Regions from separate parts of the Homo sapiens genome. Here region 1 is linked to region 2. Evidence: read pairs that join two places in POLR2A ChIA-PET (ENCODE). Cell type or tissue: endothelial cell of umbilical vein. All regions are shown on one strand. Links, peaks and the distances in the headings refer to the core of each region. The heading gives the core; the rest is flanking DNA.

What was found. ChIA-PET counts read pairs that join two places held together with the same protein. Peaks named below come from ENCODE experiments on the same cell type or tissue, not always from the same donor. Only the 100,000 strongest peaks of a DNase experiment are listed, where the experiment ranks them.
Region 1: POLR2A ChIA-PET joins it to region 2 with 11 read pairs; 3 of 35 experiments call an interaction of 5 or more read pairs at or near these places.

Annotation. Positions count from the first base shown.
Region 1 is chr11:28,056,772-28,062,160 of GRCh38, forward strand. It overlaps KIF18A (kinesin family member 18A), which reads right to left. Exons shown (of 17, transcript NM_031217.4): 13 at 2,155-2,390. It overlaps MIR610 (microRNA 610), which reads left to right and starts at 44; the gene lies at 44-139. In endothelial cell of umbilical vein, for the core only: no CTCF peak of the experiment used is centred there; no DNase peak of the experiment used is centred there.
Region 2 is chr11:27,932,312-27,937,700 of GRCh38, forward strand. No RefSeq gene overlaps it. Among named protein-coding and RNA genes, the nearest start is that of MIR610, 120 kb to the right of the region's middle. RefSeq lists enhancers at 1,587-2,088, 1,763-2,962 and a silencer at 1,711-2,005. In endothelial cell of umbilical vein, for the core only: no CTCF peak of the experiment used is centred there; DNase peaks (open chromatin) are centred at 1,990 and 2,660; H3K27ac peaks cover 2,112 bases.

The DNA.
Region 1 (5,389 bases), core at 284-5,283, 120 kb after region 2:
TGAATAAGGTCTTACATATTAGCCCTTCACTCCCAACTATTTGTCTATTTGTCTTAGGTGAGCTAAATGTGTGCTGGGACACATTTGAGCCAAATGTCCCAGCACACATTTAGCTCACATAAGAAAAATGGACTCTAGTTGGGAGTGAGGGGCTAATAAACACCAGATCCCAAGAAAATTCCCCATAATGGAAAATATAGGCAGATTTGACTATATAAAAGTTAAAAGTCCAATAAATTGATCAATTATTGCTCAACATATATATAAAAAAAAGCAGCACCAAATGAACAAAGAGTTATTAGATACGAAGTGCCAAGTAAAAAACCAAGCAAACAAAAAGCCCCTCAAACCCATAACAAATAAACAAAAATTTCCACTAGTGTGAATGAGCAAAGGATACCTGACAGGGGATGAATTGGCCTCATCGATAATCTGAGAGTTACACATTTTAAAAGACTATGCAGCTGGGCGCGGTGGCTCACGCCTGTAATCCCAGCACTTTGGGAGGCCGAGGTGGATGGATCACGAGGTCAGGAGATTGAGACCATCCTGGCTAACATGGTGAAACTCTGTCTCTACTAAAAATGCAAAAAATTAGCCAGGCATGATGGCGGGCACCTGTAGTCCCAGCTTCTTTGGAGGCTGAGGCAGGAGAATGGTGTGAACCCAGGAGACGGAGCTTGCAGTGAGCAGAGATCGCGCCACTGCACTCCAGCCTGGGTGACAGAGCGAGACTCGGTCTCAAAACAAAACAAAACAAAAAAAACAAAACAAAAAAGACTATGCATTATTATTGCTGTTGTTACTATTTTTGGTTTAGGTAAAGATGAAACAGTTACTCTCATGGGTACTAAGTACAGAAAAAAATTATGAAAAGCAGTTTAACATGATGCATTAAAAAAAAAATGATATGTCCTTTAACCTGGCAAATCAGCTTCTAGGATTCTGCTATGCACGCACAAATGTGAATACACAGATGTGTTCTCTGATGTACTGTTCACTAATAGAAAAAAGGTTAATTAAATTATGGTACATCTATTCTCTGGATTCTCAAAAACAATAAAAAAATGAGGTAGATTCTTCATGTATGCACCCTAAAAATGTTCATAATAAACAAATAAAACCAATAAACATAATAAACTAAACAAAAAAGTTGCAGGTCACTATGTGTAATGTGCTAGCATTCACGTGAAACCTAACAAAAAGCTTTATGTAATACATGTGTATTACACACATACTGCAAAGATAAATATTTAACAGCATTTAATCTCTGAGATAGGGCATAAAATTGAGGTTCTGAGAAGAGTTGAAGGTGGCAGTCTACTTCTTTTCTTCTACATTGTCTGAATTTTTTTCTTAACTAAGATTATATGTTAGCTTTGCAATTAAAATGTCTCACACATACTTTTATGAGAGAAAGAGAAATATCAAGTGATTTGTCAATAGAAAAATAGTAAACTCTACACTGTTAGTTGATCTTAAGAACAGATTATTATCATAAAATATGATATGATTAATTATAATTTCCTGCCCTTAATAGAGGTTACATTTTAAAGAAGGATGGGAAGCAAAATTGTTCCATCAAAAATAGATAAAATGGGTTAGGCACAGCAGCTCATGCCTATAATCTCAGCAATTTGGGAGGCCAGGGGAGACAACTGCTTGAGCCCAGGAGTTTGAGGTCAGCCTGGGTAACAGTGATACTTTGTTTCTACAGGAAAAAAAAAAAAAAAAAAAAAAAAAGCCAGGAGTGGTGGTGCATGCCTGTAATTCCTAGCTACTTGTGGGGCTGAAGTGGAAGGATTGCTAGAGCCCAGGAGGTGGAGGCTGCAGCAAGCTTTGATTGCACCACTGGACTCCAGGCTGGGCAACAGGGTGAGACCCTGTCACCAAAAAAAAAAAAAAAAAAAAAAAAAAAAAAAAGAAAAGAGTTGTAAAATGAATTTTACTGCTAGAGTTATATAGAACATCAATGCATACTTGTTCTAGATCTTTGGAAGATACTGGTTAATTGAAATGACTATAAAGCTAATTTTCCCATTAATTTTCATAAAATAGACAAACCTATTAAAATTAACTGTTCTATAGATTGATATACAAAGGTTCTCTTTAGAAATAATGTTACTATTTACTTAAAACGAAAGTTATACTTACAACAAGGAATAGGCTGAACTGGTCCAAGTTGTGGAAAGGTCATAAGAACAGAAATCCCTGGTAGATCGTTTTGCTTTGGTTGTTCGGCAGTTTGGTCAGCCCAAACTACCACTTTTTTCCTCTCTACCAAATGTTCGATCTCTTTGAAGTCAGATTCAAAAGCAGCATTTGACAGGCCGGCTTCTTTTAATGTGCAATATTGTTTTCTTAGGGTTGGAAGTAAAGCATTCAATACTCTATATACAGAAGATGAGAAGAAAGGAGAGATAAATATGACATTTTAAACACATTATTTTAGTTCTTTTATGTAACACCCAAAGCATTAGCATATCATTAAAATAATTTCCCATGTATGAACTGAGTTCTAGTCTCAGATTGTCTTCACTTGCTTCCATATGACCTTGGACAAGGCAAAAACTGAAGTTTTTCCTCTGTAATGTGAGGGACAGATAAATAGCCACTACTTATAATAGGAGATTGCTTTGAGGGCTAAATGAGTTAAGTATATTTGTTTATTTATTTTTTAGAGACAGGGTCTCACTCTGTGGCCCAGGCTGGAGTGTAGTGGCATGATCATCTCATTGCAGCCTCGAACTCCTGGCCTCACTTGATCCTCCCACCTTAGGCTCCCAAGTTGCTGGGACCACAGATGTGTGCCACTACACTGACTAATTTTTTTATTTTTTGGTAGAGATGGGGTCTTGCTATGTTGTCCAGGTTGGTCTCAAACACTTAGCCTCAAGAGATCTTCTTGCCTCCACCTCCCAAAGTGCTGGGATTACAGGGATGAGCCACTGTCCCTAGCTAAATGAATTAAATGTACATAAAAGCTTTTTGCAAAACATAATGTGATTTCCAAACTACAGATGTTGTTACTGCTACTAATTATCATAAAATTGAAATGAAAAATTAATATACTATGTGAAATGATGAGACATATTTTAGGTATACAACATTAAAACACACACACACACACAAACACATAACAAAATAACAAAACCTACCTCTCCTTTAAGTTAAATGACCTAAAGAAATGGCTTTTGGAATGGCACTTAAAGGGATTTTAAGGAGAAAAGTTGTGGATAAGGATGGGGAGTATAAATAATCGTTAGGGCACTGGATTCACGGCTTTAACTCAAAATCTCCCTTATTAGCAACAATTACAGCAGCACCGAATGTAATTTTTTGTGTATCAGACCTCTGTGTAAGTGTTCATTGAAGAAATGTCACAGCTAAACAGTTATAAATTTATACACTCAATCAGTGGTTCCCAAATTTTCTATAAAGAAATATGTCTAACAACATGAATGATCTTGAAATGATTCAGTCCTGGAATCCTGAGTCCATCAATAGATGATGTTCCAGTTGACTCATAACATCGAGGAGAAGAGAACCATTAGAAGTATGGATAGGGTAGTGGGAAAAGACTAATCGGGCATTCACTTTCATACACAAAGAAATACCACCTTTTAACCTACAAGTCTTAAATATTTCAATAGCAGCACAAGAAATTGTGACCTTTTTCCTTTTGGTGGGGGTGGCTGGAGGGTGCTGCATTTAAGTCAAGTAGGTAACAAGTACAAGAAAAAGTTATTAATCAAAGTCATTTAAACAATTACTTATTTAGCATCTACACTAATCAGGTACTGTGCAGGAAAGTTATCATAGTAGGTCTGACACTGCTAAGAAAGGCTTGGTTATAAGGTTGATACCTGGCTGGTATTTTAAAATATGGATTTTAGGAGGGTTCCCAGCATTTCCAGAACTCATATGACAAGAGTGGCTCACTGTGCTTAAACTGTTTGCACAAACAATGTGGTTTATGCTAAAACACCTTCTCTCCTTTTGAAAAGTCTGGAATTTTGATACATCCTGGCAGAAAGTGCCTATGCAACCAGCTCCCAATAAAAACCTGGGACATGGAACTCAAAAGAGCTTCCAAAGCAGAGAACATTTCACATGTGCTGCCACAACTTTTTGCTGGAGGAATTGTGCACATTCTGTGTGATTCCACTGGAGGAAGACTCTTGAAACTCTGTGTCAGGGTTCCTGCAGACTTTGCGCCCTGTACCTTTTCCCTTTGCCGAATGTGCTTTGTAGCCTCTTGCTGAAATAAAGCACAGCTAAGAATACAACTATCTGATGAGTCCTGTGAGTCCTCCTAATGAATCACTGAACCTGAAAGTAGTCCTAGGCACCTATAACACAGGAATTATATCATGTTATTTATTTTTATGTTTAATCTTTTCAAAAACTTTATATGAAATGTATTATAATCTATTCATAACCTTTATATGAACTGTATTATAATCTATTTTTATATAAGAAAACTATAGCTTAGCAAAGCTAAATAATCAGCGTAAGGTTATATTGCTCATATAAGCTAGAATTCAAGATTGATTCCAAAACTCATCCTCTTTCTTCTATGCTACATTTCCTCTGTGATCCTCTGGTTCACCAGTTTTCTAAATTGTTGAGTTAGTCTTTTTCCCCCCATTTTAAGGTAAATGTTTATCTTAAGATAGTATATTCATCTGGGGTCTGATATAGCAAATGTAATATGGTTAAAAGAAATTATTGTTTCTTGATGACTTCAGCTCTTGTAAGTGGTTTGAGTGTTAGTAAATGAATATTCAATATCTGCTCTAGGAATAGACACAGAAAGTATAAAGAGATTAGTCTGAACTTCCATCCACATAAGAGTAACTCCCTGAAGTTTTTCATTTTTCTTTTTTAAAAAAAGCTATACTAATATGATTTCCTCTAAATCAAGATAATTATCAGTTATTTGAGCATACCAGTAGAACATGAATAGATTCTTAGAGTAGCAGAAAGCACTTAGAGAAATAAATATCCCATTTGCATGGAACATCAAAGTGATGCCTAAGGAGTTGACTGACGTATCCAATGTGACAAAAAAAAGATTAAGCCATACTTTTTATTATTATGTTTTAAAAACTAAATGACTAATGTTACTACTGAGCTAGAAGAGAGAACATAAAAGGTCTGTTATAGCATCACATAAAAATCAGGACACCTGATATTTAGCAACTTCACTGTAATGACAGCAAAAAATTCTGGAATTATGAATAATTAACAATTGCCTACTTAAAAATTCAAGTGATGTTAACAGCAATTGCTTCTAAGTGGAGAAATGGATGGCTAGAAGATAGAGGTAGAAGGCAGATTTCTTTTCAATGTGTGTAGGTACTTATGAAATTTTGTATTACATAGC
Region 2 (5,389 bases), core at 92-5,091:
ATCTAACCCCTTAAATCTTAGCAAGGACTCTAACCTTTCTAAGTTGGGCTTCCAACCCAGGTTTGGTCAGGCATCATTGTCTTTTATTAAGAGGGGCCTCTAATCCTGTCTGTTTTAGGAGGGACTCTAACTCCTCTAAGTTGGGCCTCTAACCCAACCCCTTTTACCCCAGTAAATGCACCCCACTTACCCAAAGTCAGCCAATCTGTGTGTGCAGATGATTTTCCTTTGGATCGGGGGTTTCTTCAGTTTTATCTCTTTGGGGTTCATGAGAAAGATGATACAGAAAGGGGTCCCAATCCAGATCCCAAGGGAGGGTTCTTGGCTTTCATACAAGAAAGTATTTGAGGTGAATCCATAAAGTGAAGCCAAGTTTATTAGGAAAGTAGGGGGATAAAAGAATAGGCAGAGCAGCCCTGAGGGCTGTTGGTTGCCCATTTCTATGGTTATTTCTTGATAATATGCTAAACAAGTGGTGGATTATTCATGTCTCCCTTTTTTAGACAATATAGGTTAACTTCCTGATGTTGCCATGGCATTTGTAAACTGTGGGAGCGCTGGTGGGAGTGTAGCAGTGAGGATGACCAGAGGTCACTCTCATTACCATTTTGCTTTTGGTGGGTTTTAGATGGCTTCTTTACTGCAACTTCTTTTGTCAGCAAGGTCTTTATGATCTGTATCTTGTGTCAACTTCCTATCTCATCCTGTGACTTAGAATGCCTAACCATTTGGGAATTCAGTCCTGTAGGTCTTTGCCTTGCTTTACTCAGCTTCTATTCAAGATGGAGTTGCTCTGGTTTAAACACCTCTGACAGTCCTATGTGATATTGGGTTGAGACTCCTCAAACCAGCTGTTCTATATAATTGTTTGTTGGGGGTTGGGGATATTTAGAAAATACTGATTCCTGAGACTTACAGCTGGATAATCCAATTTAGTAGTCATTAGGTGGAACCCAGAATGGATCTCATTCATTGTCTAAATCCCAGAATATCACCTGGTACTTAGTATAACATGCATTAAGTATTTGTTGAAAAAATTAATAAATGAATAAATAAAATGAATGCTTCCTTTCTCTAATAAGTTGGAAATTATTTAAAGACCCGTTCAGTGCCCTGTCCATTTTTATAGTCACTAAAATACTTTCTATAGTTCATTCATTTAAAAAAAATGTATTGAAGGTCTATTATGTGCCAGCCATCTAAGTTCTATAGTAGCAAACAAATCTAATATGGTATTAAACAAAAAATTCTAATGAGGAAATAAGCAATAACTAATTTTTACATATATGTATTTATATTAATACATGACGTTACACAGCAATAGCTCCTTCAATATTGTGAGCACATGTGTGGCTTTTGTATGAATTACAAGAGGAGCCCCATCTCCCAGAAGGATCGTCTCCCTGAAGGATCTTCTACCTAAATTTGTAATTGTGGTGTAACAACAAGTTCTGTGGAATGGCTTCACTGGAGGCCTTAGAACGGTCCCTGAATTTTGTGCCCTTCAATAGTGACTAAAATGCCTTTATAAAACTTTAAATCAGAAGACCATGATGGCAAGCCTTAGAATCCAGAAGCTGTCTTGGAAAATACTCTGTATCTCAAATTAAGCAGTAAGAGCCTTTACTGAGGCCGTCTTTAGAAACAGGATCTCCTCAGGCCCATTTATAGCTCTGAGCCATTCTGCTTCCTACTAAGGGAACTTCTAGGGACAAGGCCACCACTTTCAGCCAAACACTCATGGTCAAAGCACGGTCATTGGCTCCCCAGGAATGTTTCCCTCTCCCCTTCTTTGGCTCTGCTTTAGCATACAAATACTGCTCCAGCATCTCTGTTTTCTGTGGCGCCAGGAAGACTGAGTCCCGTGACTGCAGGGGCTGGTAGGATGAGCACTGCAGGCTGCACGAGGTCGGCCAGGGCCCATTAACCTCCTATTCAAGCTCATTGTTTTACAAGTGATCATCGCCACTTCGCTGCCCAGTCAGAAGCAAGTAGCAGCTTTACGGCCTACTTAAAGAAAATGGCTCAGCACTTAGGCATTTTCTGGTGCCACAGGGTTCAAAGTGAAATTAATTTCCATTACCGCCTATAATAAATCACCTCACCCAACACATGTATGAAATTCCATTCAGTAGACTCAAGTCATTCTGGGGCCACACAGAAGAGCATGCACACTTCAGCTTGCGCGTAATTTCTCTGCTTGGATAGAGCTGATGGGGCCCTGCAAACGATTAGGTTCCAAGAGAGCTGATGGGATGTGAAGCAGTCCTAAAACACACAGATAGGAACCCTGCCTGAGGATACTGGGTTTAGTTAGAGGAGAAGGGGGAGTTCTTTCTTTCTTGGAACACTTTTTGGTGGCCCTTTCCCTCTCTCTCTCTCTGTCCTCTCTGGGGCCTTATCACAGTCATAGATACACAGACGCTTGTGGTAGGGACAGTAGAAGCCCCTCTGATGTCAGAATCTGGATCTGGTTGGAAACTCTTGGAGGTCTTTTGTGGGGAATGTGTGTGGCTAGTCATTCTGAGTCTCAATCATTTTATGAAAGAAACTGCGGAATGATTGTAAGTCCCTCATACAGCCAGAGAATGAAGAAAGTAAATAGCAAGGTACGGCATCACTGAGACAAATCCACAGAAGCCGGAAGGATGGTGAATATGACTCACATTCAGCGAATCATGCCTCAGGAATTTAAGCTACAGAGGCCCAGAATCTTCGAGCTGGAAGAGATCTTACAGCGTGTTGAGTCCAATCCCCATGGGCTAGAGATAGGAAATGAGGAAAACAGAGACATGAGATTATAATAGTAATCGCTACTGTTTATTAGGCCCCCATTCTGTGCCTTCAAGGTACTAATTTGTAACATTTGTATTGATTAAGCCCCATGGCAATTCTAGGAAATTGTCTTTTTTATGTTTTTAAACAGATTTATATTTACAGAGAAATGGAGAAGATAGTGCAGAAAGTTTCCATATACTCCATAACCAGTTTATCTTATTATTAATAGTTCACATTGGTGTAGTACTTTTATTATAATATATGAACCACTATTGTTACCTTATTATTAACTAAAGTTCATGCTTCATTCCAATGATTTCCTTAGCTTTTACCTAATGTCCTTTTTCTATGTCAGGAGCTCATCCAGGTTACCACATTACATTTAGTTGTCATGTTTACCTAAGCTCTTCTGTGACAGTTTCTCAGACTTTCCTTGTTTTTGATAACCTTGACAGTTTTGAAGAGCTCCAATTAGGTATTTTTTTAGAATGCCACTTTATTGGAATTTGTCTGATCTTCTTCTCCATGATTGGACTGGGGTTACAGGCTTTTGGAAGGTGAGGTAGGTATTTTTATCCTCCTTTGCAAATGAGAAAACAAACACTTAGTGAAATAAGGAGAATTAAGTCATGTCACTAATATAAGTAATGAAGTCAGGTTTGGAACCCAAGTCTTTCTGAATCTAGAGATCAAGTTCTTAACCATCACATTGCTTTCCTGTAGCCCTATTAGTTGAAAGCCCAACGAGGACTTAAATCTGAAATCCAATTTGGTGTTCTTTCACAGAGACGGATGGTTGCAGCAATAGGTAGGTAGGTAAGTAGGTAGATAGGTAAGTAGATGGATAGATTGATGATAGACTCTTTATAAATGTCTCACGATGACATGTGTAACACAGTCTTACCATAAACACTCAAGCACCATAGACATATATGAGATGATAGTGCCTTGTAAGCACTCTACAATAATTGTTACTGTTAGGTGTAGAGCCGTCCAATTTTTCTATGCTTATGCCATGCATAATTTTTGTTGGCATGCATAATTATGCCAACATAATTTTTAATGGAAGTGTATTATACATACTGTTCTGCAAGGTTTTTTCTTAATAATATATCACACAATTTTATGAACTATACATTTGAGTTTGACTTCGAACTTTCTGTGTACTCTTAGTTAACTGATTCCTTATAAATGGACATCAGGTATCTCAATTTACTGCTGGTGCTCTTTCCCTTAACATGGTGGACCTAAAAATTCAGCAATCATGAGTATCATTTGGGGAGTGCATTAAACTACTGGCTAGGTGCAGTGGCTCACGCCTGTAATCCCAACACTTTGAGAGGCTGAGCCAGGGGGATCACCTGAGGTCAGAAGTTAGAAACAAGCCTGACCAACATGACAAAACCCCTTCTCTATTAAACACACACACACACACACACACAAAAATTAGCCGGGCATGGTAGCAGGGGCCTGTAATCCCAGCTATTTGGGAGGCTGAGGCACGAGAATCACTTGAACCCAGGAGGCAGAGGTTGCAGTGAGCCGAGATCGCGCCACTGCAATCCAGCCTGGGTGACAGAGCAAGACTCTGTCTCAAAAGCAAACAAACAAACAACAACAACAACAAAACCCAAAACATATTCTTAGCTACCAAGGATTTTAGAATTTGTCTGATCTATAGATTCTTATTGAAAAGGTTTGTCAGAATTTAGATTTTTTTTTTTTATGAACACATATTTTTTTTCTCTAGGGGAGTAGAGATGGTAGTGATTTTGGGACCATACTAATTTGGAAACAAAGTCTAGTCTTCCTCTTTGTATCTTGCCAGTATAAGTCCTTCCTTCATTTGGATAGAAGTAATCCATTCTGACATACAAACTTCAGAAACTCCAACTGGCTCCAGTGAAACACATCTGCATATGTGATTTTGACAAATAAATGCTCGGAATGGACTTGCTTTACTGGCAAAACAGGTATTACAGTATATGCTGGGGGCAAATTAGGATGGGTCTCATTTGTACCCTCCAACAGTCTGAGGGATAAGCAGATCAGGTATCTTGTACCATTTTATTAATGAACAAAGTGCTTGAGTCTTAGAGGGGCTTGTGAAGATCACACTAGCTTGAGTGATCAACTCACAGCAACCAGGCCAGTGCTGCCAAGACTTTCACTTATTGCAGAAGGCATTTTCCCCATGGTGGGAAGTCCATCCGTTGGTAACTTCAACCTTCCATCTTGAAGTATTGTGGCTTAGGTGGAGGGATTTTCTTCTACCCAATTTTAGTATAAAAAACATCCCAGGGAATGGATTCTGATTGGTCCACAGTTGAAACATGCCAAAAATCTAGACCTACCTCTATAGCCAAAGGGGTTGAAACTGCAACTGGTCAGACTAGGGTCATGTGCCTAACCATGAAGTCCCATCAGAATTACAGGTAGAAAAGAGGAAGATGCAGCTCCCTAAAGCAAAAAGATGGGGACTGGACACAGTTACCAGAAGAAAAGGAAGAGCACTGGCCAGACAAAAACAGCCCATGTTCACCACAGGCTCTCTGTATATAACACTTTGCATTTGTAGAACTGTATCATTGTGAAAACACTGTTACACATA